5 separate regions of the Mus musculus genome follow, and regions 2, 3, 4 and 5 are each linked to region 1. The links are chromatin loops, found by intact Hi-C in ENCODE. Cell type or tissue: heart. All regions are shown on one strand. Links, peaks and the distances in the headings refer to the core of each region. The heading gives the core; the rest is flanking DNA. Region 1 holds the start of Gna12 (guanine nucleotide binding protein, alpha 12). Region 2 holds the start of Gm30745 (a long non-coding RNA gene). Region 3 overlaps Gna12 (guanine nucleotide binding protein, alpha 12). Region 4 holds the start of Brat1 (BRCA1-associated ATM activator 1). Region 5 overlaps Gna12 (guanine nucleotide binding protein, alpha 12).

Region 1 (6,360 bases), core at 646-5,645:
TAGTTGGGAAGAAAAGATGGTGTGGAAGTAGAAGAGGGATTTGTTAGAAGGGGCTCAGTGGGACTAGGAGGGGAATGGAAGAGAGTGATAGGGTCTAAAAATAACCAAAAGACATCTTATACATGTATGAAATTGTAAAGGACTAAAAATTTTAAATTATTACTAAAAAAAAAAAAAAATGAATCCAGTTTTAAAAAAAGGCATTGTATCAAACCAAACAAGCAGAGTCCTTATTAACAAGTCCTGCTTCTGTTGCTAAGGAAGCCAGTAAAAGATTGTTGGCCCATGGTTTTCCCTGCTGTTCTGCTCCCACCCCAAGGTCTGAGGGGGGAGTAAGGGGCAGGAACATCCAGCTTATAACCCTCCCCACTAATCCCCAGCCTGCCAGGTCCACTGGGGCACAGCCAGCAGAGGTGAGCAGTGTCCTGTTTCCTGCGATCCACTGATCCACTCTCAGGCTCTGCCTGCCTCCCCAGGAGTCCTGCTGACATTGAGAACATCCAGACAACAAGAGGGACAATAGCTAAGGGGCAGTGTAAGAACACAATCAACAAGAGCCAGGCAACATGGCATCACCAGAGACCAGTTACCCTGCTACAGCAAGCCCTGGATATCCTAACATAGCCAAAGTACAAGATGACCTTAAATCCAATCTTATAAAGATGATAGAGGCCTATAGAGAGGAGATATATAAATCCCTTAAGGAGAATACAATCAAACCGGTGAAGGAAACGAATAAAACTGTCCAAGACCTGAGAATGGGACTAGAAGCAATAAAGACAACACAAACTGAGGGAGTCCTGGAGATGGAAGGACTCAGGAAGAGGTTTTATGTCAAAAAAAGCAAGCTAAATCTAAAAAGTTCATGGCACAAAACACCCAAGAAATCTGGGACAGGATGAAAGGACCAAATTTAAGAATAATAGGAACAGAAGGAGAAGATTTCCAACTACAAGACCCAGACGATATTTTCAACAAAATCATAGAGGAAGCCAGGAAAAGGGGATGCTGATGAGCACAGGAAGCCAGGAAAAGGGGATGCTGATGAGCACAGGAAGGAGACTGACTTCTCTAAAACGCACTTAATAGAGCAAAGTAGACTTGAGATCTATGTTCCCAAATAGTTTTTCTGCCTCCCAAGCTGAAAGAAACTGAGCCCTCCAAGCCTACCTGGCTCTGGGGTTCAGAAAAGCAGCAAAAATAAAACCAGGCTCCTTAAAGGAGATGCTGGAAAACAGGCCTTGAGTGACAGTCAAGTTTTACAAAATCCTTGAAGATGCCGGGAATTCTGAACAATATACCCATCCCTTTAAGGTTTGCATTAATGTTTATGAAGCACTTGGCCAGAACCCCTTGCTTCCCCGAGGCTCTCTCTGGAAGGTGAAAAGTGTGTGATTTTTCCTTCATAAGATTTTTTCCCCATCTTGAACCCAGAGGAGCTACTTGTATTAAAATGAAACATTTAGTAACAAACATGTTGAGTGTGGGAGTGTTGGCCCGGAAGTCTGGCTCCCAGGATCCCAGCCCAACCGCCCTACACCAAGGTTTCTCAAGGCCGAACTGAAAGACGTGTCCCAGATGGGCTTCTGCGTCCCCTTGCTAACTTAAAAAAAAAAAACCAAGGCCCTGTAAAAATCTAGTTTCGAGGGTAGCTTTTCTGATAAGACAAACCTCTCTACCTGCTTGAAACCGTGTTCCTCAGACCTGTCCCCCCACCCCCCAAAAAACCAGGGGCTTGGAAAGAATCAAGAAGAAAAAGAGAGATGAGAAACTTGACGAGGAAGCTAATCTAGGTGCAGAATAGACTCTGTGTCTAGACTTTTGCTACATCTTATTCCAATGTTGAGACAGGCTCTCACATAGTCCTGGCTAGCCTCAAACCGTCCATGCAGCTAAGCCTTGAACTTAAATCCTCCTGCCTCTACCTCCACAGTGCAGGAGAATCTCAAAATGCAGGAGAATGCTACCTTGACCAGTTTATCCCACACTCAACCCAGGGCCTTATGCACATTGGAAGAGACTTACAGAGCTACAGGCCCAGTTCTCCACAACTTTCTTTTTGACCCTTCTGCAAAGACTCACTGTATTAACACTGATCCTAGACTCTGTCAACATGACTGTTTCTTTCACATATACGGCACAGAATATAAAAGGCACAAGGGACAGGACCTTGAGTTCATTACCACATGAGGATTATTGCATCTAGTTCAAACAGACAAAACAACTATGCAACAATGAAGGACACGTGGACCCTGAATGACATGAGAAGGCTTCTGGAAGGTTCTTTGTTTTTGTGTTTTGCAGTGTAGAGGTTGGACGCCTTGGGCTTGTACTTGCTAGACTGGTGCTTTCCCACTGAACCATATTCCTAGTCTAATTTTTTTTTTCCTCTTCCTTTTTTTAGTTCTATAATGGTCCTGTACATATGCTTTTAAAGCAGGTTTAGTGTCACATACCAAGATGTTTTCTAATACAACTATATATCTTGGATTAACTTGGAGACTGGGGTCGGGGTGAGGCCGGGGGTACAGGTAGGGAGGTGGTTAGGGACGAACACGATTGGCACAGAACTGACCCTTGTTTCAATGCTGGGTAGTGGGTGTCTCGAAGCTCCTTCTAACATCTCACCTAACTTGGTGTGTATGTTAAATCACCATACTAAAAGGTTTAAAGAACAAAGTATGGGTGGCACATGCCTGTAATCCTACCACTGGGGAGACGGGTCAGAAGGATAAGGAGTTTAAGGTCAGCCTTGTCTACATGGCAAGGCCAGCCTGGGCTTCATGACTCCCTATCTCAAAAATACAAACACTGGCAACTTAGTCTAGTTAGTAATGTCCTCCCTAGCACGCATGAAGTTCTGGATTCAATCCCAGCACTACACGAACAAAGTATGGTGACACAGCGCCCTCCTCCTCTGTAATTCCAGGATTTGAGAAGTTGAGGAGAGAAAGGATCAGGAGTTCAAGGTCATTCTTAGCTACAGAGTGAGTTCAAGGCCAGTCTGGGGTATATGATATAATGTGTGTGTGTGTGTGTGGTGGGGGGAATAAAATGGTCAATTCTCATTTACAAATAAAAAACGAAGGCTGATGTCCTCCAACCTACACTATAAACTTTGCATGCTGGAGGGACAGGGAGAGTTGGCGACCCTCAATCCACGTGTCCAGCCCTAACACCCTATTTGTAACCCAAGTCCCTGAGAGTGGTCCAGCTTGCATTCCCACGGTCCCCAAGCGTCCAGGGCTCTGCAAATCTATCGCGCCCCTGGGAGGTCACGGGAGTAACCCCAACTGCATTGCTTGAGGTCCCTATTGGAAGGGAGGGGCGCCGGGTGGCAGGGTCGCGGGTCCGTGGAGAACAAAGGGGGCGGGGCCCGCGCGCCACCTGGACCAGGTGTGTGTGGGCGGGGCCGCGCGTCACCTTAAGGATGTTGTCGAAGATGGTGTCGCGGAACTCCAGCAGCGCCTTCTGGTCGAACTCCCGGCCGTGGATGATGCGCATCTGCTTGAGGAAGGTGGACTTGCCGCTCTCGCCGGCGCCCAGCAGCAGGATCTTGACCAGCCGCCGCACCGCGCGCCGCTCGCGGGCCAGCAGCGCGTCGATGTCGCGGCTGCGCCGTCGGGCCTCGCGCTCCGCGTCGCGCGCCGCGCCCGCCCTGCGCTCGCGGGCTCCGGCCTCGGCCGGCAGCAAGCAGCGGCTAAGGGTCCGCACCACCCCGGACATGGCCGCCCTCAGGCCGCGGCCGCGCCCCGCTGGGGCCCGCGCGCCATGGACGCCCCTCAGCCGGCGCGGCCCTGCCGGGCCAGGCGCCGCCCCGCCCGCCGCTCCCTCAGGCTGCGTCCGCCGCCGCCGCCCCGAGGCCCTCACTCGCCGGGCCGGCTGAGGGGCGGAGGGGAAGGCGCGGAGGGCGGGGCGGCGCCGCGCAGAAACTCTTTTATTGGTTGGGAAGTCTTCTATCTTGGGCAGCGCGCTTTTTTACTGGACAAGCGTGCCTTGGAGGAGGCGGGCACTCCTGTGGTCCTTGGGGCGGAGCCGGTGCCGAAAAAGGCGGGATCTTTTCGATGAGGGAGCTTCTTATTGGACTGCTGAGCAAACTTCTTTCTTTCAGAATGAAAGGGAGGTGGGGCCATTGAGGAGGAGGAGCTGAAGCCCTTCGCAACCAATTAGAAGTGCTCTGATCGTTTGTCAGTCACAATAACTACGCTTGGGATTGGAAGTTGTGGGAAATGGGGCGAGGCCAAAAGTGCCAGGTGTACAGAGTGACTCTCTGCCTTGATTCCCAGGTTGGTCCGGCTGTGAGCCCAAGATGTGGCTGCAAAGTTGGGAAATAGCGATGAGGTCCTCCTGCTCTTAAGTTTAGGGAGAAAGCTCAGTCGTTTTCCTTCCAAAAACATTGAAGCAGGGTGGGTCATCATTTTCAAACAAAAGCTGCTTTGAGTGTTACATGGGCCCCAAATAAGGAGAAAACAAACAAACAAAATTATTGTATGGGTCTCCCTAGGCACTTTCTTAAAATATGATTAAGGGGAGATGGTTCAGTGGGAAAGAACTGTGAAAGTGTGAGGACATGAGTTCAAATTTCCAGTTGTGCCTGTAACCCCACCTCTCAAAACCCAAGATAAGACCAATTCCAGTAACTTGCTGTGCAGCTATCCTAGCCCCAATGATAAGCTTAAGGTTCAGTGAGAGAAGCTGTTTGAAACGTTACAGAGGGGAGGCAGTTGAGCGACTTCTTGGCCTTTGTATGTATGTGCACTGGCGCGCGCACACACACACACACACACACACACACTTGCACACACATGCACGAGCGCGCACACACACATCTGTGTTTGTCATAATCACTCAGGCAGTTTGATGTGGAATAGTGGTCTGAAGTGTGGTGTCTGAAGGGTGTTGGTGCTGCATGGAGAATCATTACAGAAGCAAGAGAATTGAGATGAGTTTGAAGCCAGCCAGGGCTACATAGTAACTCTCTCACCATCTTGGCTAGAGATGATGTTGCAAGAGGAGGTCAAGCTTGTGTGATATAATCCCAGTATTGAGAGAGCCCGAGACAGGAAAATATGGAATTTGAGGCCAGCCTGGACTAAAGCTTGACTCTGTCTCAAAATGTTTTTTTTCAATATGTGTACCTGTTCCATATCCCACTTTCTATTACAAACAGAAGACAACCTTTGGTGTTGGCCCTTGCCTTCCACCTTGTGTGAGGCAGGGTTTCTTATTGTTTGCCATTGCATATGCTGGGGTAGCTGGCTCAGAAACTGAAGATAGCCCATCTCTACTTCCCATCTTGCTTGGAGTACAGATGCCTGCTACTGCGTCTGGCTGTGTGTGGATTCTAGCGAATCTGAACACAGGTCCTCACTCCTTTGAAGCCAATGCTGTACCCACTAAGGGATCACCCCAGCTCACGGTTTATTGTCTTTTAAGAGAGGTCTCATTTATCTCAGGCTGGGAAAATTACAGCCAAGGATGACTTTAAACTCCTGATCTTCCCGCCTTTGCTTCCTAAATGCATGCCATGACACCTAAGAATATGTTTCTAAGACAGAAAATGGGGGAATCTGAACCCATGGACTAGAGTTCAAACCTTATTCAGTTTTAAAAACCTAAATTAATTCACAGTTTTCGGCAAATGCTCCAGACATTTACAAATAACTTTATAAATAGCTTGATGCTGGTGTTTATAGAATCATTAACTATTTTAAAGGGCCATTTAGCTTTTTTTTTTTAGTGACACATTGTGGTGTTTTATGGGAGAAATTATATACTGTTGATAGTATCTAATTTGGGACTTTGACAAGGGTTCTGGCCATATCCTTCACATTTGCTAAAAGGCTAAAGTGCTTGAAATAAACACGTGTATCCATGCACTCCATAATAGTCTCTTAATTACCCCTGGCATTTATATGGCATGCTGTAATTTCTAAAGTGCTTTACATACATTATCTGATGTCATCTGTTCTCTCCACACCGCTGGGAGAGAGGCAAGTTACAGGGTAGCTCTAATAAAACAATCGGAGGGCTGGAGAGATGGCTGGCTCAGTAAAGTGCCTGCCAGAGCAAGCGGGGACCCCTGACTTTTGATTCCCCAGAACCTATGGAAAATGCCCGGGTGCTAGTGTGTGGCTCCAATCCCTAGTGGAGGTCAGGAGAAGAGAGAGAGAGAGAGAGAGAGAGAGAGAGAGAGAGAGAGAGAATATCATTCTGGAAGCTTACTGGCCAGCCAGGCCAGCTGAATCAATGAGTTTCAGATTCTCCTGTGTCTAATTTGCTCTTCTGTACTCGTGATGACAGACCATGACCAAAAGCAACTTGGAGAGGAAGGGGGTTATTTTAGCTTACAGTTACAGT
Region 2 (6,360 bases), core at 626-5,625, 80 kb before region 1:
CTCTGTCTTCCCAACTAGGATGGTCTCAAGCTGGTCACATAGCCCTGTGCTCTTACCCTCTCTGTCTCCCTGTGTCTCAGTCCTCTCCCACACTTGACAGCTCTCCCTTACCCACCACTCCCTGTATCATCCCCGAGTTCCATCCTCCGAGTGGGATGCAGCTGGGACATTCTCCCCAGAGATGCCTGCCCTTAGCGGTACTCGCAAGTCCTTGGCCCCCCTCTCCTTCACTGGCCTGCCTCTGTTCCAGTGCGCTCTTTCCCCTCTGTACTGTGTCACAACCGCGGAGAGGCTCCACTCCATGCTTTGTTAGCAGCGCCTAGCAGACCCAGACGCAGCTGCTTCCCTCTCTCGTGCTGTTCTCCATCTTGATCTTCACCAAGGCGCTCCTAGTCCCATTGCCTTCCTTCTCTGCCTCTGTCCACAGCAGACTTCCTTGGGCAGCTCTTTTGTCTCGTGTCCTTTCCTCCTCTGTGGTCACTCCCCTGGCTTTCCAGGGCCCCACTGGCCACCCAGGTCTCCCTCTTCTCCCTCCTTCTTCCCTGAGTAGCTCAGGTTCCTTGTTCTGACCTTGACTCTCTGGGCGATGCAGAGCCACGATCCTCTTCACCCACAGTCACAGCTGAGGGACCTCTCACTGGGCCTAGGGGTCTGGGTGTGGGTATTTTTTGGGTAACTATTCAGGTGCCTGTTCTTTCCTGGGCTCTTTTTGCCATGTGTGTGTGTGTATGTGCATGTGTGTGTCTTCCAGTGTGAGAGAGTATGTGTGTGTGTGTGTGTGTGAATGTGTGTGAGTATGCATGAGAGTCTATGACTGTGTTAATATGTGTGTGAATGTGTGTGTGAGGCTATGTGAATGTGTGTGTGCGAATGTGTGAATTTGAGAGTGTATGAGTGTGCGTGAATATGTGTGTGTGAGAGAGTGTGTATGTGTGTGAGAGAGTACATGAGTGTGAGAATATGTGTATATGAGAGAGTGTATGTGTGAGTGTGTATATGTATGTGTGTAAGAGAGTACGTGTGTGTGAGAGAGTACTTGTGGGGGTGGCAGGGGGGATGTCATAGGTCTGGTCTTCCTCATTCACTGATATCCCTTTTGGTTTTCTTGAAGCAGGTCCCTCACTGCTATGGGACTCACTAATCTGCCCTGGCTGACCAGTGAGCTCCAGGGATCTAGTGGTTTCTGCCTTCCCAGTGCTGGAATTACAAGCCCCTGGGACTGGCTTTCTTACCTGGGTCATGGGGATTAGACTCGGGCTCTGTGTCTGTATGGCAAACACTACACTCACCTCAGCCCTCGACTGCCCCTTCGGCCTCCTCATATGGAAGGTGAGGGCCTTGTTATAGCCAGATCGGCTCTCATGGCTCAGGAGACAGAGACCCAGGACGTGACTGGCCCTAGGGATCCATGGCCTCACTCTCAGGCCAGGTCCATGCTCCTTGGTCATCTCCTCTTTAGCTGATCTGGGTTCCGGGTCTCACCACAGATGTGGCTTGCTGCATCCAGCTTTGAGAGGGGCTGGTCCCAGACCAAGGGATGGAATGGGAGGCTCATCTGCTTGCCCTACCTTCTTCCTGCAGATGGCATCTTGTCCTTCTTGAAGAACAACAAGCCAGGGGATGCCTTGTGCGTGCTGGGCCTCACGCTGGCTGACCTGTACCCCCATGATGCCTGGACCTTCACCTTCGGCAGATTTCTTCCGGGGCACGGTGAGCTGAGGTCCTAGCAACTGTTGCCTAGGAGGCAGAATGATGTGGTCTTAGCACACCAGTGCAGGACATGCATATATGTTCTCTCCTGGGGGTGGGGGTGGGGGTAGGGGTGGGGTGGGGGTGGGGGTAGGGGTGGGGTGGGGTGTGTGCACAAGCTTGAGGCTATGTTCTCACGGGCCCTGGGCAAGGGGCTGGTCCCCAGAGTCAACTGCATATGGCAGGGCCAGGGGACCACTTCCTCTTCTGGCTGTCCTGGGCTGCAGGAAGTGCTGGGGTGGTTTCACCCTAGATTCCTGAGCCATGGCTGTCCTTTGGACTACTTCTTCTGGCTTCTCCCCAGAAGTGGGTGTGTGTAGCTTCGCTCGCTTCTCTGGAGAGTTCTTGCAGGCCGGGTCCAGTGTTCCTGACTCAGCTCTGCTGGAGGCAGCAGCAGCAGGTGGCCCCGAGACGCTGCCTCGTGAGCGAGGACGGACCCTGTGCTTCAGCGCCCTGGGCATGGTTCAGTGCTGCAAGGTGAGCACAGGAGACAGGAAGGCTCAGAGGCCCCTTGCGTAGTCAGTGCTAAAAGGGGTCCCTAACTTTAAAGAGTGAGCGATCCAAGACTAAAAGACCCCACGGCTCAAGACCACAAAGAGATGACCCAAAGGGTTCTGGGGTCTGGCCCTGGGTCTGGCTGGCTTCTAAGCCTCCTCATGCTGTGTGGCCTCTTAGAGCCACTACGGAGGACGTAGTAAGGGGGATGCTTGGATCACTGCCTAGGGATCCGTTGTTACCCAGGGTGTTGGACTTCTTCCAGGGTTGCCCAGTGGCTTGGGGATCCCTAGGTGGGAGTTCCAGGATGCTGAGACTGAGGCGAGGCTTGGTACCTTGTCCCCCTTAGGTCACCTGCCATGAGCTCTGCCACCTCCTGGGCCTGGGGAGCTGTCGCTGGCTCCGCTGCCTCCTGCAGGGGGCGCTTAGCCTGGATGAGGTGCTCCGTCGGCCCCTGGACCTCTGTCCCATCTGCTTGAGGAAGTTGCATCACCTCCTGGGCTTCAGGCTCCTGGAGAGGTACAAGGTGAGGCGGGGAAGCCACACAGAGGAAGTGAGAGGGGACAGAGTGTGTGTGTGTATAGAGAGAGACAGAGAGATAGAGATAGAGACAGAGAGAACACCAAATGACATGCATGCACCATCATTCCAGAGGGTAGGGTGGGCTGCGGGTCTTTCTGGCAGATGGAACACTCAGGCTGGTGGCAGTAGCAGTGGCATCAGGCTGCTCTGTGTGGAATAGTGCAGGAGAGCACCCCTCCCCTCCATAAGTGCTATATTTACAGAGCATTGGTAAGGCTCCTTCTCTACATGTCCATGTCCTCTTTCCTCCCCTCGGCTCCGTGGTGGACACGGGAGATCCTGTACCCAGAGGTAGTGCAGCTCCTAGGACAAAGGGGAAGTTGGTGTCCAGAGGGGCAGCCAGCCACAGAGCCTCTCTTGGCTGAGCTGAAGAGGAGGTGCTGCCCTCTGCTGTCAGCATGAAGTGTTGCTACAAGTAACCTCCAGCCTTTATCTCTGTAGGAAGGCTCGTTTGCAAACCATGACATAGGCTCAGGGTTTGAGGTCAGATACAAATGCTGCTTATTTTTCTCGAAATCCACCTTAGGTTGAAATCAAGCTAAAGGTTTCAGTGCATGGAGGGCATATCCCTGTGTGTGTAAAAATCAGCTGTTTCCAGTGCCTAGGCTCAACTTACTTACTTGTGGGAAGCCTCTCTCCCCACAGGCATTTTCTTCTTTGATTTTGTGGTGTTGGTTCAACCTTTAATCCCAGCACTCCAGTGGCAGAGCCAGGCATCTCAGTGAGTTTGAGGCCAGCATGGTCTACATAGTGAGTTCCAGGACAGCCAGAACTACATAGGAAGACCCTGTTTTGAAACTAACAAACAAAAACAAAACAAAATCAACAAACCAGAAAGAAAAACGGCAAAGCTTTTTATTTTTATTTGTATGAGTGTTTGCCTACATGTATGTGGACCATGTGTGTGTCTGGTGTCCATGGAGGTCAGAAGAGGGTCAGGTCCCTTGAGACTGGAGTCACAGATGGTTGTCAGGTACCATGTGGTTGCTGGGAATTGAACCTGCGTCCTCTGGAAGAGCAGACAGTGCTCTTAACTGGTGAACCATCTCTCCTGCTCCCTCTCAGTTTTATAAGGTTTGTTATTCATCCATCTGTTTGTGTGTGCAGGTGCCATGGTGTGCATATGGAGCTGAGAGGATGTAAGTCACCAGGAGTTAGGTTGGCACCCTGGGGTGGCCAGGTCCTTCTGGGGGTAGGGCATGGGAATTAGCAGGGCTCTAGCTGCTGCAGGAGGTGGGGTCAGCTCATTGTCACTAGGACAGTCCCTGAGGATCTGACAGGGGGCGCAGAGCTAAGTGAGACCTAGCCTCAAAGCTATATCTTGTCACACAATATATAGCACATCTGGGCATGTGCTGTGTCACACAAGGGCATCCATCTGGGGATGTGCTTTGGGAAGCTCATGTCACAGGACAGCTGATGGTAGGTGGCATTTAGGGGCAGAAAATGTGATTTAAAAACATTTGATTTAGCCGGGCGTGGTGGCGCACGCCTTTAATCCCAGCACTCGGGAGGCAGAGGCAGGCGGATTTCTGAGTTCAAGGCCAGCCTGGTCTACAGAGTGAGTTCCAGGACAGCCAGGGCTATACAGAGAAACCCTGTCTCGAAAACCCAAAAAAAAAAAAAAAAAAAAAAAAAAACATTTGATTTAAAAACATTTTACTTCAGAGTTGGAGGGATGACTTAAGAATAGTTTGGTTTCAGTACCCATGTCTGGTAGCTCACAACTGCCAGTTAACTCCTGGTTTGCAGGATCTGACGCCCTCTTCTGGCCATTGTGGGTACTACATGTACAGGATATATATATTACCCAGTGGAAACAAAGTTTGAACTGTAGGGGCTGGGAAGATATCTTAGTGGGTATGAGGATGTGAATTTGGTTTCCTGGCAGCTAATAAAAAGTTGGGTGTGGGGCAGGCATAAGCAACCCTCATGCTGGGGACAGTAGGGTCTAAGAAGCTCTCTAGCCAGTCAGTCTAACCATGGTGAGCTCTCGGCTCAGTGAGAGACTGTCTCAGAAAACAAGGTGTGAGCCGGGCGTGGTGGCGCACACCTTTAATCCCAGCACTCGGGAGGCTGAGGCAGTCGGATTTCTGAGTTCAAGGCCGGCCTGGTCTACAGAGTGAGTTCCAGGACAGCTAGGACAGTCAGGGCTATACAGAGAAACCCTGCCTCGAAAAAAAAAAAAACAACAAAAAAACGAGGCATGAAATGAGGATGCGTGGTATTGATCTCTGGCCTCCACATGCACGTGTGTGTACCCTACACATGTACGTGTGTGTACATGCGCACACACACAAACACATAAAAGTTCAGATTAACTGTAATCGTCATGTACTTTAACTCTGAGCAGTGGCTGGGTTAACAGCCATCTTGCCAAGTACGTGTGAAAGGTGGGCTTCTGGGAGTTGGAAAGTCCAGTTCGGCTGTGGCCTGGACTCCAGTCCTCAGACCCACCTCCAGGGACCTCATGGCTCCAGCTCCATGCCGGCTCCTGGGGTGGTCCTCAGTGACTCCATCGCCAACCTTAGCCTATATTTCTTCCCGCAGAGACTCCATGCTTGGACTCGGGTGATGGTGGAGATATGGTCTGGTCAAGAGGCTGGGGAGCCATCTGTGTCGGAGGACACCTTACCCTTCAGTGCTGACTCAGGCATGGGCTGTGAGAGTGACACGGAGCCTGTCACCAGCCCGTCAGAGCCTGTCACCCCTGATGGGTGGAGTCATCCCTTCCCTGACGGACCTGAACCAGTATCTGAGGATGGGCTGGGCTCTCTCATGGCCTCAGAAGTGTCGCTGACCCTCGGGGGGCCGGTGGACGCCATGGAGGAGTATGGACAGTGGCTGACTGCGTGCATCCAGACCCTGGAGAGGGAGGGAGCTGAAGAGGAGCTGCTCCAGGTGGATGCGGCTGTGGATGCCCTGAGCCGGTGGGAGATGTTCACAGGGCAGCTCCCGGTGACCAAGCAGCACGTGCCCTGTGGCAAGGATAATGTGGGACTGCGCAGGGTCCTGGGAGACAAGTTCTCTTCCCTGAGGCGCCGGCTGAGCTCACGAAGATTTGCCAAGGCCAGTTCTTCCCACTGCCGCTGGGGGGCAGAGAATTAACCTGGCAAGATGGACCAGCCAATGCCGAGAAGTCAGCTCCTGGCATTATTTTTTTTTTCCTCTGAGGATACTCACCAACCAGGGGTGCCCAGTGACTGAGGGTCCTCTGGTATCTGCAGGGTTAAAACAAAGGTTCCCCAGAAGCTAAAGAAATGCTCTTTGGGTGCTTGCCCACAGGGTTCCCATGTTGTGTGGCCTGCAGAGGACGCTGAGAGGCAGGAGGTTGCTACATGGTTAATTGTACCCTGCAGGAGGGGGCTCTGGGCCACCCTGCAGCATGGGCTATGTGGCTGTGTATGTCTGTTTCTATCTCTGTGTGTCTGTGCACGTGAGTGCAGTTGCCCACAGAGGCCAGAAGAGGGCAGCAGAGGCCATTACAGGAAGTTGTAAGCCACCTTACATGTGGCTTGTTTGCAATTGAACTCA
Region 3 (6,360 bases), core at 535-5,534, 53 kb before region 1:
TTAAAGGTTAAGGTATCATGGAGGATCTGGTCAGTGTTCTTGGGATAGATTAGTGAACCAGACTCTTAAGACCAAAGGACAGGACCTGAGGTGCAGAAAGCAGTAGCTGTCACAGGCAAATTTAGTTTAGTGTTTGTTTTTTTTTTTTTTTAAATAAAAATTTCCCTACGTTTTTTATTTTATATGCTTGGGTATTCTGCCTCATTTATCTGTCTATCACATGTGTGCCTGGGGCCCACTGAGGCCAGAAGCAGGTGTTAGATCTCCTGGGACTGGAGTTATAGCTGAGTGCCAGGAATGGAACCAGAATCTTCTGGAAGAGCATCGGAACAATCTCTCAATCTCCAGCCTGTCACTTAGCTTTCTAAACATGTAAAACAAGTTCCCTTCTAATCAGTATTTTGGGTGTCTAAGTTTATTCTAATAGACACACCCGTTGGCCCAGGCTGGCCTCAAACTTGCAATCCTCCTAACCTTGGCCTCTTGAGTGCTGGCATTATAGACATGCAAGGCATAACTGTTTTCTATTTTATAGCCTTAATCTGGCTGAAATCTTACCACAGAGTGGACTGAAATGAGGCAAGAGTCAGCTTGAGCTGCCTTGGGAGACAGAAACTTAAGTGATGGGGCCTGAAGACATTTTGAATAGAGATTAGTAAAGAACAACAGAGGTGGAAGTCGACGTGAGAATCAAGGCTTGAGGGGCCCCCATGGCAGGGCATATCTGTAAGTCCAGCACTTTGGAGGCAGAGGTAAGAAGAAGATCATGAGCTCAAGGCCAATACCATGAAACTCTGCTCAAATGGGAGACACGGTTTAAAGGATTGATTTTCCTTCTTTTGAGTCACGAGAGCCTAGGATCCCTGTGCCTGGTGTCTCAGCTGGTAGCTGGAAGCCTCTGCTAGCTCCATCAATAAACACAGCAGAGAAACAGAACTGCCTGGTCTCTGTGCATTTGAAGAAGCCTGGGCACCAAATGCAGGATAGATTAGGCTCCTTGTTCTAAGAGATGGGATTTCCTAGGAAGGGCAGGAACCATAATGCCTAGGAACTATAGTAGATTTCTAAATGGGCAGACATGGTAGGGACAAGAGGGTATCAGAAATACCTGAGGAGCATCCTACAGATATGCTGAGTCCTAATTCAGTCTCCTGGAGTTGATTCAGGGGTGAAGGGCCCAGACTGCACTTTGAGAAGATTTGGACAACTAACACAGCAACACACTCTCTGCCAGCAAGAGAGACAAACGTGGCTATGGCAGAGACCTCACGTGAGCATGAGCTGGAGTGTGAGCTGAACTGTACAGATGGGTCTCCACAGGCGCGGGCACTGGCTCTGCATAGGACTTGCTCATTCAGGGGTGGATACTCATCTTGATGGTGCCATTAAAAAAAAAGGAAGGGTGCTGGTGTGGGGAGGGTGATGTCTCAGTAGGCAGTGTTTTTATGCAAAAAGACCTGGATTCTGATCTCTGACATCTGTATAAAGAGTTGGTCATGGCAGCCATCATTGGTAAGCCCAGAAGTAGAGGGTAGAGACAGGCAGATCCCAGGGACTGGCTAGCTAGACAGTCTAACCCACACACAGTGAGACCTTGTTTAACAAACAAGGTGGAGAGAAGAGTTGGTGGTTCAAGTGCTGTGGCTCAGGTCTAATGAGCTGAGTTTGATTGCCTGAACTCACAGTGGAAAGAGAGCACCAACTCCTCAGAGTTGTCCTCTGTCCTTCACAAGTGCACAGTGGCATGCGTGTTCCTCCCTGGCCCAATGACAAGATTCTGAGTTGGTCTTAGTATGAAGCATTTCCCTTTCTGATCTCCTGACCTTCGTGTTAGATGGTGATATCCACGGCACTCAGCAGGCCCCACCAGCAGGTATGCACACCTTGACCTGCACTCAGTAAGGCTGTTCAGCTATAGGCATGGTGGCAAGGGACTGCAGAATAAAAAAGCACATTCTTCTACAATTAAAAACAGAAGGAAGGCAAAAGGCACTATGAGCCAGTAAGTCAGGCGTCCCCCTGTCTAAGGATGGATGGCCAGATCAGGGCAGACCTTGCTTTTCCGGAGTGACTATTACCCAGGCTTTATTAAGGTCAGCGTTTCCTCTCTCACTTCTTTGGAGAATCATCTTTAGCCTCCTTGAAAGGACAAAGCCCCAGTTCCTCCTGTGGTCTGACCTACAGTTTTCCTCTCATGGAGCTGTGAGGAATATAGGCTGCAGCAGGCTCCACTCTCGGCTCAACTCCTGCACTCACTGGGAACCCTCTTTTCAGAACTCACCTCCCAGGTTGGAGCACAATAGAAATTCTGAAGGAGGGATTTTGAGGTGGTGCTGGACATGCCTATATATATATATATATCTCCCAGAATTTGCCTGAGAGAGACTGCTGCCCCACACAGCCAGGCAACGGTGGCTTCAATGACAGGCAGCAGACCTGGAGGGCATAGGCCCCTGCTCCCTGCTGAACTGGGTAAAAGGAGGTGGGACTTGCACACAGCACGTTACAGCTAGTCAAAGGGAGCTAAATCCAAAGCCTGCTTTTGTAAATGCTACACAGACTTCATAAAACATGTTTCTGCAGGGTCTGACTTTTACAATCCATCCCTAAAATGTCTCATGGCTTTTATGATTACAAAAATAATATGCTTTGAGCACAATTAAAAATAGAAATAATCTAGGGACTGATAAGAAGGCCGAGTGAGTAAAGGTATGTGCCATCAAGCCGCATGACCTGAGTTTGAATCCCCAGACCAACACAGCAGGAGAGAACTGATTTCCAGAAACTGTCTTCTGACCACAAGTCTTTCTTAGCATATGACCATGTACACACAAACAATAAATAAACATAACAAAAATCATTTAGGGCTGGGTACAGCAGTGCACATGTGTATTCCCAACACCCTTAGGGGCTAAGGCAGGAAGATCATTTGAGCCCCAGAGAACTGGAGATCAGCCCAGCCAACTCCGTATTCGCGTGAGATGACAACAGTCAACTCAGAGAACGTATGGTTTTGTGGCTGTGGGCATATGTGACCACTATGGAAGCAGAGGTAGTCCAGCCACTACAGACTTCACTCGTCTATGCCCAAGGCACATGTGCCTGTCCTCAACGACAGGACAGACAGATGTGTCCTGGTTCCTGCCTGCTTCCTTCACGGCAGGATCAGGGCCTTCCTGCCGCGTCAGCACCCAGAGCCCTTAGCTTTCCTGGCCTTACACAGGAGTGCTCTGAGCTCTAATCTGGCTGCCCAGCTCCTAGGGAGTGTTTGGGTTGCCTCCTTTCTGTTTGCTTTTCCTCCTATAAACAACACAACTCACCTCCTCACAAATCAGCTTTGCACAGTCAGCTCCTTGCTTTCCTTTTCAGTTCTCAACATTGCAAATTGGGACAGAGAAGTAAATAAAATACTAATATACAACTAACCGATACAACAGAACTCACAGGGCCAGGTGAGGTGGTGCACCCTTTAATCCCAGCATTCCAGAGGCACAGGCATGCGGGTGTCTGAGTTCCAGGCCAGCCAGGGCTACACAGTGTGAACTTGTCTAAACAAGCTACAAAGTGGGACATGACTTGAACCCCAGATGCAGCCTCATAAAACCCTCACTTTATCTTTAAAAGGTAACCTGTGCCAACATTAGGGATTTCTCTTTTTATTTCTGTGTAGTTGCATGCGTGCGTGCGTGCGTGCGTGCGTGCATGCGTGTGCGTGGGCGGGCCGTGCAGAGATTGATGGTGTTCCACGTATTTATTTAGATAGCACCAGTCATCCATTCACATAGGCTGGCCAGCAAGTCCCAGAGACACTAAGATTGCAGGCATGTGTTACTGTTCAGGCCTTTTCTCTTTGCATGTGAATCTATGTGCCCTTATCATACCTCATTATGCCCTGCTCCACAGTGCAGTTGAGTTTGTAGTGCAGCCCAGTTGTACCATATGACATTTAGACTGGGGCTCAGGTGAGCAGAGCGCTTGCCTGGTAAGCCCTGAGTCCATACCAAACACAACTGTTGTGGTGGGGTACACCTGAAAACCGAGCATTTAGGTAGGAGGACCAGGAGTTCAAGGTTAGTATGGACACATTAGATTGTCTCAACAACAACAACAACAACAACAACAACAACAACAACAACAACAAAGAGGGATGCCACGGGAAATTCGTATGACAGCCTGAATGTATGTATCATCTGAACCATCTGAGGGACTCACTGTGCAGTGAGCTCACAGCCATGAATAAAACCTTTTAGCTCCCCACTTGACTTCCAAGGAACATTTGGGTTATTTGTGGCTGTTGAGTAATGCCACGGTGAGCCTTTTCACACAATCTTTCTGCCCTGTGCCACGGGGCGCGCACACCCTTACCTCAGTAACAACACAATCTGTCCTCTAGATTGGGAGCACAGGTTTGCCTTCTTGTGAGCACCAGTGTGGAGTGTGGAGAGCTGCAGGATGCCCGTCCCTGCAGCATTTTAGAATTCTTGGATGTCTCGAGGCATGCTGAGATGGCAGGTCCCTATGTGGCTGTGTATTTACTTCATTTTCCTACTGAGCTGCCTGTTTCTTGCAGACACAGTGTGGAAGTTCCTGGAATGGCCTAGGCACTGGCACCTGAGCTTACAATTGCACACATTCTCACTTCCATGGCTATGTTACCTCTGATGGCAGAGGAGGCTTGGTCTAATGGTACTTACCTTACTAATCTTTCCCTCTTGGGTTTGCATATTTGTTGTTGCTTTCAGGCAGGGTCTCATATAGCCTAGGCTGGTCTCAAACTTCACATTCAGGTCAGGCTGGTCTTTAATTCCTGATCCTGCTATGTCTACCTCCTGAGTGCTGGAATTATAAGTGTGCAATTCTACACCTGCCTGGACTTGTCTTTTGAATTCTTCCAGTCCAGATGTTATGCCACACATCTTTGATCCCAGAACCTAGAAGACTGCTATGAGTTACAGGCTAGCCTGAGCTACTGAGCAAGGGCTTATCTTAAAATGAGGGAGAGGCAGAGGCAGAGGCAGAGAGGCGGGGGAGAGGGGAGAGGGGAGAGATGGGGTAGGTGGCTGCATGCATGTGTGCATGCGTCTATGTGCATGCGTCTATGTGCCTGCGTGAGTCCTGTATACATAAAGAATAAGCGCCTGAGTTCAGGAAAATCCCCCTGCAGGGCCTCTGCCCCTGTTCTTCCTGTGTTGCTCTGTGTGGAGCTGGGCGATGCTGTGAGCACACTGACTTCACACTGCTTTCTGCTTATTTCCATCTCCATCCATAGCCCTGCTGCCTTGATCAGTAAAGATATTTAAAAATACATCTCTATATCTGGTCAACAAATATCTTTGATAAAGAACCAGTTATTCTAGATTTTGTGGGCTACAAATAGTTTTTTCTACTGCATATTCTTGTTCTTAGCTGGGGCTGGGGAGCATACTAAAATGACCCACACGACATTTATCCTCTAGGCTGTAGCTTGCTGATCCCTGTGACAGGTCCAGATGTTAAGGATAGAGTCCAGGTGCTAGGCAGGGGCTCTACTACTGAGGTACACTATCACTGCACCCAATTCTGCCTCTCATTCATTAAGTAGCCTTCTTAATGAATAACTTGCTGGGTGTGGTGTTCATGTGCATAATTCCTGCACTTAAGAAGCAGAGGCAGGTGAACCCTGTTTCAACACCCCCTCCAAAACAATAAACAAGCAAACAAGAACAGCAGCAACAACAAAATCCCTGACATCACTGTCCTCAGAGGAAAGTAAATGGAAGCCATAGTGAGAAAAAGACACTAAAGCTGGAGAAGTGAATGCACATTTCAAAACCCTAAACTCACTACACAGCTTTGATCCCAAGTGTGGCCCTACAAAAGAGGGGCGCACAGGCCAGTGGACCAGAACTGAATGTCTCAAAACAAGCCTACTTTGGTGGCTGCTTTCAACAAGGGTGCCATGGCCCTTCAATGGGAAGACACAGATGGTTGTAAACACTCTGTGTGGATATTCACAGTCTACACACACAACCAACACAAATGCATCAATGTCCTACCACAGGGTAACCCAGCTCTAAGAAGAGAGCCTTGGATTTGGCAAGGTCACCAAGACGAAGGACAAGAGAAATAGCAGGTAAGCCATTTTTACTCTTCCCGAGGCGCAGACTTCCATATGGATATGAATGTCTCTCTCTACAGGTCCTTTCTGAGGCCCTTTCCTGAGGTTTGCTACTGGCCAGTCTCCTGATGCAGCTTGAGACAGCCTTTAGTCTGCCTTCATTTTCACTGAACAGGCTGCAAGTCTCCTCTCACAGACTCACCTGGAGGTATCATTTCCTCAAGCGTTGGGCGAGTGTCAGCCTGCCACCTCAAGTTATAGCT
Region 4 (6,360 bases), core at 285-5,284, 120 kb before region 1:
TCCGAGGGTCGCCATGTTGAGTTGAAAAGAGAGCATAAAGCACCATCCTTAACGATACGCAAGATTTGAGATTGGGGACATCAGCCTATTTACATGTTTGTTTTTTTTCTGTAAAGAAACTGAGATGTTGGGGGCCAAGGTGACTGACTCCCTAGTTGTTAGACCTGGGGTCTGGCGCCATGAGGATAAGACTGCCCATGGGCCAGCACCAACTGCTTTAAACCCTCAGCTGACGGTTTGCTATCACAAGCCTCTCTGAACTCTCCAGGATTCCGTGGCTTTCCAACCCAGGCCAGATAGGGAGCACTTCCCTGGTGGCCCAGCAGGCCAGTGATAGATGAAAACAGTATGTCATTTGCCTCTGTGTGTGTGTGTGTGTGTGTACACGCGCGCGCACGCGCGCGCGTGATCCTGTCTGCCTCATCAATGCTGGGGTTACAAATGTGTATCGCTATGCCCTCCTTTTATTTTGTCCCCTTCCGCCCCCATCCCATCTCCTTTATGGATTCTGGCGACTCCTGTTCTTAGGCTTGCAAAGGGACTATTCCCCAGCACACATTCATTTTTTTGAGTAAACAGCTCTCTGCAACTGGGTGGCTTTGCAACATTAAGCTTAATACAAGGATTCTCCTGGGAGGTTTTTTTTTTCTTGCTTGTCTAAGGACCCATGATTTGCCAAAGAATAACAGCCCAGACTCAGTATGTAAACGCAGAGTAGTTTTTTGGTTTTGTTTTTTTTAAGATTTTATTTATTAGCCTGGCAGTGGTGGAACATGCCTTTAATCCTAACACTTGGGAGGCAGAGGCAGAGGCAGAGGCAGGCAGATTTCTGAGTTTGAGGCTAGCCTGGTCTATAGAGTTCCAGGACAGTCAGAGCTACACAGTGAAACCCTGTTTATTTATTTAATGTGTATGACTACACAGTAGCTGTCTTCAGATACACCAGAATCCGTTACAGATGGCTGTGAGCCACCATGTGGTTGCTGGGAATTGAACTCAGGACTTCTAGGAAGAGCAGTCAGTGCTCTCAACAGCTGAGCCATCTCTCCAGCCTGCAGTGATATTTTCTGCAGAAGCCCAACATGCTGGGGTCTCCCATTACCAAGATAGAGACAACCAAGCTCACAGGTCTGATTTCCAGGGCAGATGAGCATTATCTTACTCTATCTCTAGGCATTCGGGAACCATGCCCTAAAAGAGATTGTGTGTGTGTGTGTGTGTGTGTATGTGTGTGTGTGAGACCTCGGGGCTGGGAACCAAACTCTGTTCCTCTGGAAGAGTAAAAGGTATTCTTTACCACTGACCCATCTCTCTAGTTCCCGATGGCCTACTTTTAATCTTTATTAGAAGAGCAGGCTGAAGTTGTGAAGAGTTGGTAACAATGGATGGCAGACAGAAGGCAAGCGGGGATAGAGGACTGGGGCTGTGAAGAGCTACAGAAATACAGGCTTTGGTGACTGGAGGGTCCTGACACTCTAGACCCCGGAGTTTAGCGCTACCCGCTGTGGGAACCGAGGGTTTCAGCACCGGCTGTGCTGACTCACCTGCTGCTGCCCACACCTAACGCTAAAGCTGAAAGCAAGGGCTAGAAGACCCAGTAAAATTCGGAGACCTTAAAAGCCTAGACACAAGGCGGGTGTGGTGGTGCACGCCTTTAATCCCAGCACTCCGGAGGCAGAGGCAGGCGGATTTCTGAGTTCGAGGCCAGCCTGGTCTACAAAGTGAGTTCCAGGACAGCCAGGGCTGTACAGAGAAACCCTGTCTCGAAAAACCAAAGGAAAAAAAAAAAAGCCTAGACACGTGGCCTGAGGCCAGCGAGGCCTTGCCTCCCAGCGGAAAGCCACGCCCACACCGAGCCCGCCTGGGGACGCTCCGCCCACTGCCTGCGTGGGCACGTACCATAGAACGCCCTGGCGGGGACGTGATAATTCCGAGAGATTGATACAGTGTGAAAATGCCAAACTGCACACAGCTGGAGCGCGTTTACAGGGTTTGAACCTTAGGGGTGATCGGAACGGCAGGGTCATCACTGGTCTCCAAGCGCGTCAACCCCGCTCTTTACACCCCTCCCCATGTCCGTCACGTGGTACAGACTTAGGGCGGGGCCTGTGGAGACGGAAACCCGAGCAACACTGAGGGGCGGAGCCTATAGCAACGTGGAGAGGAACTTCCGTCAGGGGCGGTGTCTGAGGGGTGGGGCCTCGTTGAAGGCGGAGTGAGACTTGAAGCTGGCGAGGTGGAGCCAATTCCCGCGGCGGGGCGGGGCCTGTGCTGTTGGGCCAGGCTCGCGTTGCGTGAAGCGAACTCTGAGATGGGGCAGGACCTGGGGAGGGCGGGGCCTCGGCCAGCGTAAAGCGGAATTTGCGGAGGGGAAGGCGGGGCCTGCCTTAGACACCGGAACCTCAGCGGGCGAGGCGCACGCAGGCCGGGGTGGAGATCCTGGTAAGGCGGAGTTCGAGCTTCGGCCAGGCAGTCTAATGGTGCATTTTGCACTCTCGGGCCTAATTCCCGTAGCGGAGGGATGCGGGGGCGGGATTAGAACCCCTAGGCTAACTCGCAGTCGCCGAGAGCGCACCTCTTACCCGGATTTGGGAGGTACGGACGATGCATGTCAGGGTCCAGACAGCACAAAAATCATTGCCCTCCAAGATGCATATTTCTGTCTTGAAGAGACACTTAGTTGGAGGCCGCGGGGTTGTCACTTGCAGCCTCTATCGACTTGGGCTGTGACACCCACCTTCCTGCGCACTCCTCCGTGGCTTGGAGGATTGTCTCATCCAGGTTTCTCTTGACCGTTGGGAACGGATTTAGGGATCAGGTGCCTGGGTGAACAGTCTCCTGCGCACCTGGCTGATCCCCTGACTGTTCTCGCAGCTAGGTTAATAGACAGCTACACCCCCACCCCATAACACCAAACCCCCAAGTTAACAGGCTTTGACAGCAAAGGCCTTGTGGCTCTGACTAACCTGTCCTCACCCACAGAGCAGCTTCTAGGGCTCAATCCTCTTGTCCAGGTTCCCCTGGACTGAGCTTAGCATCTTTGTGGACTTAAGAGTTCTGGTCCACAGGGCAGTGGTGGCTTGCCTTTAATCCCAGCACTTGGGAGGCAGAGGCAGGCGGATTCCTGAGTTCGAGGCCAGCCTGGTCTACAGAGTGAGTTCCAGGACAGCCAAGGCTACACAAAGAAACTCTGTCTCAGGAAAAAAAAAAAAAGAGTTCTGGTCCACGTGAAGTTGTCTGGGCCCATCCCCCAGTTAGGCTGCCTGTAACTAGGGTAGTTGGTATCAAATCTGTGGCTGACCTCTCCCTTCCTCTGTAGGAACTGCCTGCCTGATCATGGACCCAGAATGCTCCAGGCTCCTCCCGGCTCTCTGTGCTGTTTTGGCAGATCCCAGACAGCTGGTGGCAGATGACACCTGCTTGGAGAAACTGCTGGACTGGTTTAAAACAGTGACAGAGGCAGGTGAGGACACGGCTTAGAGAATTGTCCATCCACGTGGTGTCTTTACTTCATTTCCTTGAGGCCCTGTGGCTGTGGCTGATCAGGGAGAGGGGAGATGGAGTACTAGGGACTGACCTGAACTGTGGAGTCATGTAGTGACAGTCCCATTGGCTCCGACCACAGTTCACATTAGGAGTTTGCAGAGCACGCACCTACCTTGTTTTGCTGTCTTCTATGTATCTGGCTTGTCTTGAAGAAGTCAGATCTCTGGGTGGGTGTGGTGGGACCTGTCATCTAAAAGCCAAGACAAGAGGACATTAACAACGCTAAATTTGGGTTCAAGGCCAGCCAGAGTTACATCCTTTCTGTGTGGGTGGACCTTAATTTAATCACTGGCATTGTTGTATGTGTTTCCATTTTTTTTTTCTCCTGAAACAGGGTTTCTCTGTGTAGCTCTGGCTGTCCTGGAAATCACTTTGTAGACCAGGCTGACCTGGAACTCAGAGATCTGCCAGTGTCTGCCTCCTGAGCGCTGGGATTAAAGGAGTGCGCACACGACTCTTTTTTTTTTTTTTTTTTTTTTTTAAGTGCTATACTGGTTTTCCTTGAGCATGAGAGTTCCTGGGCAAATGAAAATTTTACCTCTCCTGTTTGATTGGTTGATCATGTTCTTCAGACAGGTTCCATTAGCCTTGTCTTGTCATTAATTCCTTCCTTCATTTCTTCTTTGGCTTATTCTGTTCTTTTTCTTTTCTTTTGAAGCATATTCTAACGTAGCCAAGGATGACCTTGAACCTCTGGTCCTCCCTTGTGTAGATCTGGATGCTGGGATGGTGCGGTATATACCATCACACCCTGTTTGTATTAGATGCTGAGGATAGAGCCAGGGCTTCCTACATAGCAGGCAAGCCCTTGATCAACTGAGCTTCAACCCCAGCCCTTACCTTTTCTTTTGTGTTTTGTCTCACCTGTTTTCTAAGTTATGGAATTTAAAATGATTAAAAGGTAACATGTTAGTTGAATCCTACAAGGTTTATTGCCTTGTACTTTTGTAATTAGGTTTTGAATTTGTGTATTTTGCTTTTTGAGACATGGTTTCTCTTTGTATCCTTGACTGTCCTTCTCTCTTTATAGACCACACTGGCTTCGAACCATTGAACTCTGAGATCCTCCTGCCTTTGCCTCCTGAGTGCTGTGATTAAAAGAGTATGCTAGTATACCTGGCCTCGTGTTTTTATATATGTGTGATACATGTCTGTGTGCTTGCATGTGTGTGTGTGTTGCATGCACACCCAGACATGTACTTCGGAAGGTCAGAGCAGGGCAGGAGGACATTATATCTTCTGCCATTCGTCTCCATCCACCTTATTGCCTCGAGGCAAGGTCTGTTATTACAGGAGACTGGGCCGCCCAGGAAGCTCTTGGGATTCTCTAGTTAGGATTAGAGGCTTTTGCAGCTATGCCCAGTCTTTTATATGAGTGCTGAGGATTTGAACTCAGGTCCTCGTGATTGAAGGACAGGCACTGTTACCCACTGAACCATCTTGTTTTTTGGAGGCAGCTTGTTTTTTGGTTCAGCTGTGTAGCCCTGGCTGGGCCTGGACTTACTGTGTAGACCAGACTGGCTTTGAACTCAGAGGTCTACCTGGCTCTGCCTCCGTCTGCCATGTTTAAGTGTGTGTACCACTACATCTGTCCTGCAAGTATTCTTAAACGGCTTTATTGAGATATGATTCACATGCACAGAGTCCACCCATTCAAAGTTTACCAGTTCAGCGGGGCATGGTGACTCAGGTCTACAATCTCAACACTTGGGAGGCCAGGACAGATGGGTTGCTACAAATTTGAGGCCAGCCTGGGCTACATAGTTCAGGGTCAACCTGGGTTACAGAAGGACATCCTATCTTGAAAATGCATATAAAATGAATGGATAGGAAATGAAGTGTGCCAGTGGAGTGGGCTTTAGTCAAGTTAGGGGGTGAATGGTCTCATTATGTAAACTTTTTGTTCCCAGCGTAGCTAGGTATCCGTTGGCAGGCAGTTCCCACCTCTCTCCCAGTTTCCTGTAATTTTTAAGATGTCCAACATAATAGAACTGAGCCTATTGGTGCAGGCTTATTAGCCCAGGTACTTGGGACTGAGGCAGGAGGATTGTGAGTTTATGGTCTCGGCTACACAGTGAGTTCAAGGCAACCTTGATCCTTTTGAAAGCAAGAGAGAGAGGGGGGGGGCTGGCAGCCAGATATGGCAGAGCACTTGGGAAGCAAAGGTGGGAGGATTAGGAGTTCATGGCTAGCCTCAGCTACACGGCAAATTCAAGGCTAGCCTGGATTAGAAGAACTTGTTCCAAAACAAACAAACAAACAAACACAAATGCAAAATCAATAACAACAAACAAAGAAGCGATGGGATGTAGCTCACTGGGTGAAGCCTTGGGTTCAGTCCCTAGCAACTGTCCCTTACTTTCCCAACAAAAGGAAAAAGCCAGGGCCAGGCCTGGTGGCACATGTCTTTAATTTCATCACTCAGGAGGCAGAGGCAGGCTGATCTCTGTGAGTTCAAGGCTAGCCTGGTCTACAGAGTTGAGTCCTAGGCTAGGGCTACATAGAGAAACCCTGTCTAGAAAAACAAAAAGGAAAAGAAAAGAAAAAGCTAGGCATGGTGCTACATGCCCATAATCCCTGCATTTAGAAGGTAGAGGCAGGAGGCTCAGCAGTTCAAGGCCGTCCTCAGCTACCTAACAAATTCAAGCCTGCCTCAAAACCCCAAAATGTTGCTCATGCTGAAGGGAACAGTTTTTACGTTTGTCCGTTAGATTGGCTTCCACTGTTCATGTCTGCTGTGTTCTTGGCGACCTATCCATGTAAGTGGTTCTCAGAGGTGTGTAAAAATCTAACTCTGAGACTGCAAATTCAACT
Region 5 (6,360 bases), core at 752-5,751, 62 kb before region 1:
AGCCTTACTCTGACAGGTGCCTTCACTTTGTACAGTCTCACAGAAGTGTAAAAAAGCAAGGTCATACACACGTGCAACAAGATGGCACTGAAACAAAAAATTTTCTTTTATCTGATGCGTGTATGTTGTACATGCATGCACATGCCTGCATGTCCCCTTTCTCTGTGTGTGTGTGGGGGCCCACAAAAGACAGTCTTGGGAGCCATTCTCTGACACTTGGCTCCTCAGTGGTCTAGAGATAATCAACTAGGCTAACTGGCAAGGCACCCCAGAGTTTCTCCTGTCTTTGCCTACAGATGCTGGGATTACAAACATGTGCCACCACATGGTTTCCTATGTGGGTTCTGGGGCTCAAACTCAGGTCTGCATGCTTGTGAGGCAAATACACTGCCACCCAGGCCATATCACAAGTGGGTCTTCAGGCCATGACAGGGCACCCATTATAGCTTGTGACTTTCTGACAAAAGGTTGAGAACAGGGGCCATCAGCCTCTAAGTGTGGTTTATTTTTTGTTGTTCTAGTTTTAAAACCTCTGAGATAGGTCTTATGATGCAGCCTAGGCTAGCCTCAACTCGTGATCCTCTTGCCTCAGCCTTCTCTGTGCTGAGACAGCAGATGTACACACAGAGCCCAGCTCTTGTTTGTCTGTTTCTCTGTCCCTTGTCCCAGATGGCCCAGAGGAAGAGGTGAACAGTCACTTCCTTCCTGCAGTGGAGGGAAGGTCACAGGGATGATTCAAAGGAGAGGATTCTGTTCTAGGGACAGCAGCACTCAAGTTTCCCTGTATCAGCCCCCACAATAAGCAGCAAGGCAGCCCTGGTGGTTGGCAGTCAAGCTCTGAGGTGGAAAGAGGCACCTAAGGCTCAGAAACGAGTTCTCACCTCTCTAGGCGACCTGTGCTCCTCACAGAGCTGTCCCACCTGGCTTGCAAGGACAGCGTTTCAAGAGACCAAGTGGGTCAAGCCCCTGTGCTGACTTTCCCCTCTCCTGGTCCCGTCTCCTCCCTCAACACAAAGGCAGGAAGCTGCTGGATCACAGTGGCTCCACCATGTCATCCCAGCAGGCTGGGCAGTGGTGACAGCTCACAGCCTAGGCCATTCCCTGTTAGTTCTACTCAGACAGTAGCATAAGCAGAAGGAAGGAAGAGTCCTTATATGGGGTTTTAGGTGCGTGAGAGAGTTGTGTGTGTGTGTGTGTGTGTTTGAGTGTGCATGAAGGCAAAGGCTGAACGACAGTCTTGGGTGTCATCCTCAGGAACACTGTCCCCTCCTCTGACCAGGGTGTCTCATGGTTGGCAGCAGTGTGTATGTTTTCAAGGCTGACGATTGTTAGACATTTCTGTTCGCTAGCTTAGGTGGTAGCATCAGCAGGAGGAAGGAGAGTCCCTACTCAGTGCAGTAGTGACTCAGAGTTGGTGAGACAGCACAGTGGTGTGCACAAGGGCTTTGGAGGCCTTCCTCAAGGGTGTTGGGTACCGAGGAACAGCTGAGAAAGGTCTTTTTCCTGGCAGCTAAAAGAACATGGCAATGTCAGTCACACACCTAGATGAGGGCACAGATGACACCTGGACTTGGACTGCTCCTACGTGCTATACTACCTGAGGAAAGGCATCTGTGGCTCTCAGTTGCTACAGTGTGGCTGTAGTTATCCAGCCATGGGAAGGAGTATTTAGAGGTAAGGAACTATGAGCTATAAAAGAGAATGTCATACTCCCAGTGCTCTCAGCCCCAGCAGTGCCTCGAGCCTCAGAGGTCCTGGTTACTGCATAAAGTCACACGTCTTTACCCCTTTAAAACACTTTAGAGACTCTTTTTTGTTGTTGTTTTTTTGAGACAGTGTCTCACCATATAGCTCTGGCTTCTTTAATTCACTATGTAGACCAGGCTGACTTTGAATTCAGAGATCTCTTTCCTCCTGAAAGCTGGATTAAAGGTGTGTGTCACAATGTCTGGCTTTCTTAACGTGTGTGTGTGTGTGTGTGTGTGTGTGTGTGTGCGCGTGCGAGAGAGAGAGAGAGAGAGAGAGAGAGAGAGAGAGAGAGAGAGAGAGAGATTGAGAGAGAGAACGATAAACAACCATCAGGAGTTGGCTCTAGGGCCTGAGTGGCACCTTTACCTACTGAGCCATTTTGTCAGTTCAATGTGTACTTTTCAAGGCTGATTATGCTAGACATTTCCCCTTTCCTAGTTTAATGACCCCAAACTGTCCACTGTCTAGTACCTGTGTAGACACCCCCAAGCAGAGAGAAGGACCTACACACACCCACTGGCTTAGCTCCTACTAAACAGTCAGCAAACCCAATCGTCTGCTGGGAAGTCCTAGCTGTGAGCCAGCACCTGTCTCTTCAGCTGTGTCTGGAAAGCCCCTGGACTTTTACCCCATTCCCAAATAAAGCAAAGACTTGGAAACCAAACCACTCAGCAGTTCAAGCCTCCAACATCCTTGTGTTAAGATATGAAAACCCGGAGCTGGGCAGCGGTGACTCACACCTGTAATCCCAGCACTTAGGAGGCAGAGGCAGGTGGATCTCTGAATTTGAGGCCAGCCTGGTTACAGAGTGAACACATGAACGAACCTGGGCCAGCAACATCCCAAACAAACAAATGAAAAGCTGGGGCTGCTAACAAAAGTGGTGGCAACAGGTCTGTGGTCACAACACTAGGGAGACTGAGGCAGGAGAATCAAGAGCACAAGATTACCTTGAGCTACGTAGTGAGACTCTGTCTCCAAAGCCATGGCTGAAAATTCAGGTTGGTGTGAGAATGCTTGTCTAGCATGCCAAGTCCTGACCCTATCCCCCTAGTACTACACCATACACACACATACACACAGGGTTCAGTAAAATCTCCTTTTTTTCTCAGTTGAAGAAACCAAAGTTTAGATGTTAATTTGGCCATAGTCAAAAAGCAAGTTAAAAGTAGAAAGATGGTTTAGTCACATAGTTTCCCACTCATGTGTGTGTGTGTGAGAGAGAGAGAGCGCTTGTCTCTGTGTGAGAGACACCTTGTCTGTGAGAGAGAGAGAGAGAGAGAGAGAGAGAGAGAGAGAGAGAGAGAGGGAGGGAGAGAGAGACCTTGTCTTAAAAGCTAAGCTCAAAAGCTAAGATGGAGAGAGAGAATAAAATTCCCAATGTTAACATTCTGGCTTCTACATGTATGTGTACACACGTGCACAAATATACTCTGTAACATATACAACACACACACACACACACACACACACACACACACACACACCCCTGAACTCTTCACCTCACTACATGCATGGCCTGAGAGAACAGAAGTGTGGACTACAAAAGGTTACAGATCAGACTCTGCCAGCAGTGAAGTGCAACCGTGTCTCCCACAGACTACACTAGGCCATCTAAATAAGGGCAGTAGCTCCTCTCAAAGAACAGGGGCACGGAGCTGAAAGACAATGAGGGGCCAGGCCTATGACGGTCCCTCCCATTTGCCGATGGCGGCTTGCCAAAGGGAAGGGGTCACAGCATCTTCCTGCTGGATATGACAAGGCCTTGACCTCCCCCACTCCAGGCTGAACAAAAGGGAAAGGAAAAGGCTCAAAGCAGCTTCTGCCTGCCAGACACTGAGTCATCCGTGCTGTGGGGCAGTGGGCTCTCTGAAGCAAGGAGAGGCAAGCTCTGCCATGCAGCCCCGGCGCTGCGGCCAGCTGGGAGGCCAGGCTGAGGGCAGGGAGGCCCAGGCTCCCCTGTAGGGCCTGTCCAGGCCTCCTGCTCCTCATAAAGAGCCCTTGTGCTGCCTCTTGCCTGATGCTCTGGCTCCTGAGCCTGTGGCCCCAGGACCACTGACTCAGCAAGCCATCCCTTCAACTAGCACTCTCAAGTTGGACTTGGACAAGGAGCTGAGATCTCCTTCCTGGCTTCTGACCAGAGATAACAAACAGAAGTTGCCTTCTCCTCTTCTCAGAGGCTCTCCCTTCTTGAATGTTCTGCTGATGAGAAGTTATCAGGATTTTAGGAGACCCCGCCCCAACTCACACACCCACACACACACCCGCACACGGTGGTGTGCACAGTGGTGTAAATAGCAGAATTGCTGTTCCCATGTCCCGCTGGAGATGTAGACACAGAATGACCTCATCTGACCATGAATGGCAGCATACACTTGCCAACTTGCCAGTGTGACAGCTTCACATGGCAGATGCTCAGCTCCAGCACAAATGGTCCTCTGAGGGATGCTTCTCTTGTTTGGCTCATGATGAGTCAAGGCCTTGTCTGACACAGTAAACATCCACTCCGGCTACTGTCTGAGGCTAACACTGTGACACACCTGCCACTCACAGACCAGACTCATGTGCACCAGGAAGGTGACACCAAGAGGCCCACAGTCTAAGGCTGGTTCAGAGCAGAAGAGGAGGAAGAGGAGGAAGAGAAGGGTTAGGATGAAGGAGGAGGAGGAAAGATGAAGGAAGGAAGGAAGGAGCAGCAGCTGACTGAGGCAAGAGCACCCTAAACTCAAAGCCAGCCTGGGCTGCATGGCAAGCTCCTGTCAAAATATAAAGCAAACTGAGGGCTGGGATGGAGCTCTTGGTGGAGCACTTGCCTGGCATGTATGAGGTCTGGATCTGACGCCTAGCACTACCCTCCCACAAAATAAACAAAGTTCTGCTCGTTTGTCACCAGCAGACAGCTTCCACACAGGTCCCTGTGGAGGGGAGTGCACAGGCCCAGGCAGGAAGAACTCAACAAATGAATGAAACTGCTTATATGAAACCAACTTGCCAACCAAGCAGAGTGCAAATCCTAGCTAACATCCCACTTTTCCCCTTTATGGATGTGAAGTAAACGCCCGGCCTAGCTTTTCATCTTCTAGAACTGGTGTCGGGCCAGGAGTGGTGGTACATGTGTGTAATCCCAGCACTTGGGGGGCTAAGGCAGGGAGCTCCTGAGCGATGTAGGGAAGAGTCTGTCTCAAACCAATCCGAACCAATGTGCCAGCTGTTCAAGAATGGAGACTTGGGGCTCCTCTGACAGCAGGGCCACTAAGAGGGCTCTTCACAGCACAGTCTGGAATGCTCAGAAGCCAACGCCAGGCCACCTCAGGGTACCTCCTTGGAGCAACATTAGCCGTTTATGCAGGAATAGCGCCAGGTGAAGTGTCATCTTCCCATAGCCTGAGCAGCAGGGACTTTTTGGACAAAGAGGACATTTGAAAGGTGTCAATGACTTGTCTCTCAAAGCAACATGTTTTCCACATTTTGGAGAATTTAACTTGATTTTTTTTTTTTTGAAAAAGTTCAAAGCTTGGTAAATAGAGGTACATCACAGAGTTTAGCTTCTTGAAGCTGGCTGGAGAAGATACACTATTTTTATCATATTCTACCCTATAGCCAGTGGGTTCTTATTTAGAAGAGAATGTTCATTGAGAAATTGGGAGGTGGGAATGGGGGCCAGAGCACTTGCTGCTCCTCCAGAGGACCGGAGTTTGGTTGACAGTGCTCACATCAGATGACTTACAACTGCCTATAACTCTAGCTCCAGGGAATCCAACACCCTCTCTGGCCTCTGAGGACAGCCACAAGCAAGTGTGCATGCTAATGTGCATCCCCATATGCACATTCACAAAGCGCTCTCTCTCAGGTTCAGTTGTCTGTACTAGCAAGGATAGAAAGGGGGACATCATAGCAGGCTTGTTTGCTGTTCATCATTCACAGCTCTCTAAATGCTTACCTAGACAGACTCCTCCCCAGGGAATGACCCCACTACAAAAATCAGCAAAGTTACCATTACCAAGAGGCTCCAGTTCTCACAGAAAACAGGATAATGCTGGACATAAGGGAGAAACCACACCCTAAAAGAATAAAGCCCTTAGTGAGCACTGTCCATATTTATCTCTCATTTAAAAGCTTCCTAACAGTATGGTCTCGTGGTTCAGGCCTGCAATCCTAGCCACTAGGAAGGCTGAGACAGGGAGATCTCAAGTTCATGGCTAGCCCGGGCACCTGAGTGAGACTGTCCCAAAATATACATCGAGAAGAGGGCTAGGATGGAACTCAGTGGTGATCCTGCCCAGCATGCACAAAGACCCAGGTCTAAGCTCCAGACAGAGCTGTTCACAGCAGCACTGTCCTTAGTGGAGAAAACACCGTTCATCCACACAATGTAACACAGCAACTAAAGTGCATGGCCTCCTGATATTGCACGCACGGAGAACTTGAGGGAACTCAAACATGTTAATGGTAAATTAAAGCAGTCATCTATGGGCCGGCTGGGGGGTTTGGCTCAGCAGGTGAAGTATCCTCAGAACCCACGGAAAAACCAGGGCATGGCAGTGTGTGTTTGAAACTCCAGCACTGGGAGTAGTGATGGCTAGTAGTCAGTCTACCGATTGGTGAGCTCCA

What was found. Peaks named below come from ENCODE experiments on the same cell type or tissue, not always from the same donor. Only the 100,000 strongest peaks of a DNase experiment are listed, where the experiment ranks them.
Region 2: it touches region 1 in a loop (4-fold over the local background); 8 of 42 quality-filtered maps call a loop at or near these places.
Region 3: a loop joins it to region 1, with 2.9 times the contacts of the local background. A loop is called at or near these places in 14 of 42 quality-filtered maps.
Region 4: it touches region 1 in a loop (3-fold over the local background); 4 of 42 quality-filtered maps call a loop at or near these places.
Region 5: it touches region 1 in a loop (2.9-fold over the local background); 13 of 42 quality-filtered maps call a loop at or near these places.

Annotation. Positions count from the first base shown.
Region 1 is chr5:140,826,571-140,832,930 of GRCm38, forward strand. It overlaps Gna12 (guanine nucleotide binding protein, alpha 12), which reads right to left and starts at 3,861. Exons shown (of 4, transcript NM_010302.2): 1 at 3,424-3,861. The coding sequence starts at 3,726. In heart, for the core only: a CTCF peak has its summit at 2,918; DNase peaks (open chromatin) are centred at 1,511, 2,741, 3,401 and 4,041; H3K4me3 peaks cover 3,020 bases; H3K27ac peaks cover 2,378 bases.
Region 2 is chr5:140,746,562-140,752,921 of GRCm38, forward strand. Amz1 (archaelysin family metallopeptidase 1) reads left to right here. Exons shown (of 8, transcript NM_173405.2): 5 at 1,582-1,710; 6 at 2,054-2,226; 7 at 2,594-2,770; 8 at 5,377-6,360. The coding sequence ends at 5,934. It overlaps Gm30745 (a long non-coding RNA gene), which reads right to left and starts at 3,167. Exons shown (of 3, transcript XR_377171.4): 1 at 3,028-3,167; 2 at 2,599-2,755; 3 at 1,802-2,219. In heart, for the core only: CTCF peaks have their summits at 2,633, 3,228 (motif pointing left) and 4,606 (motif pointing left); DNase peaks (open chromatin) are centred at 2,110, 2,620 and 3,150; H3K4me3 peaks cover 540 bases; H3K27ac peaks cover 860 bases.
Region 3 is chr5:140,774,003-140,780,362 of GRCm38, forward strand. The region is part of intron 2 of Gna12 (guanine nucleotide binding protein, alpha 12); the gene reads right to left. Among named protein-coding and RNA genes, the nearest start is that of Gm30745, 27 kb to the left of the region's middle. In heart, for the core only: no CTCF peak of the experiment used is centred there; a DNase peak (open chromatin) is centred at 3,173.
Region 4 is chr5:140,702,634-140,708,993 of GRCm38, forward strand. It overlaps Brat1 (BRCA1-associated ATM activator 1), which reads left to right and starts at 2,378. Exons shown (of 14, transcript NM_181066.3): 1 at 2,378-2,442; 2 at 3,320-3,463. The coding sequence starts at 3,337. In heart, for the core only: no CTCF peak of the experiment used is centred there; DNase peaks (open chromatin) are centred at 2,258, 3,068 and 3,408; H3K4me3 peaks cover 2,508 bases; H3K27ac peaks cover 3,017 bases.
Region 5 is chr5:140,764,391-140,770,750 of GRCm38, forward strand. All of the region lies in intron 2 of Gna12 (guanine nucleotide binding protein, alpha 12), which reads right to left. Among named protein-coding and RNA genes, the nearest start is that of Gm30745, 18 kb to the left of the region's middle. In heart, for the core only: no CTCF peak of the experiment used is centred there; DNase peaks (open chromatin) are centred at 1,021, 3,541 and 4,151; H3K4me3 peaks cover 536 bases; H3K27ac peaks cover 3,491 bases.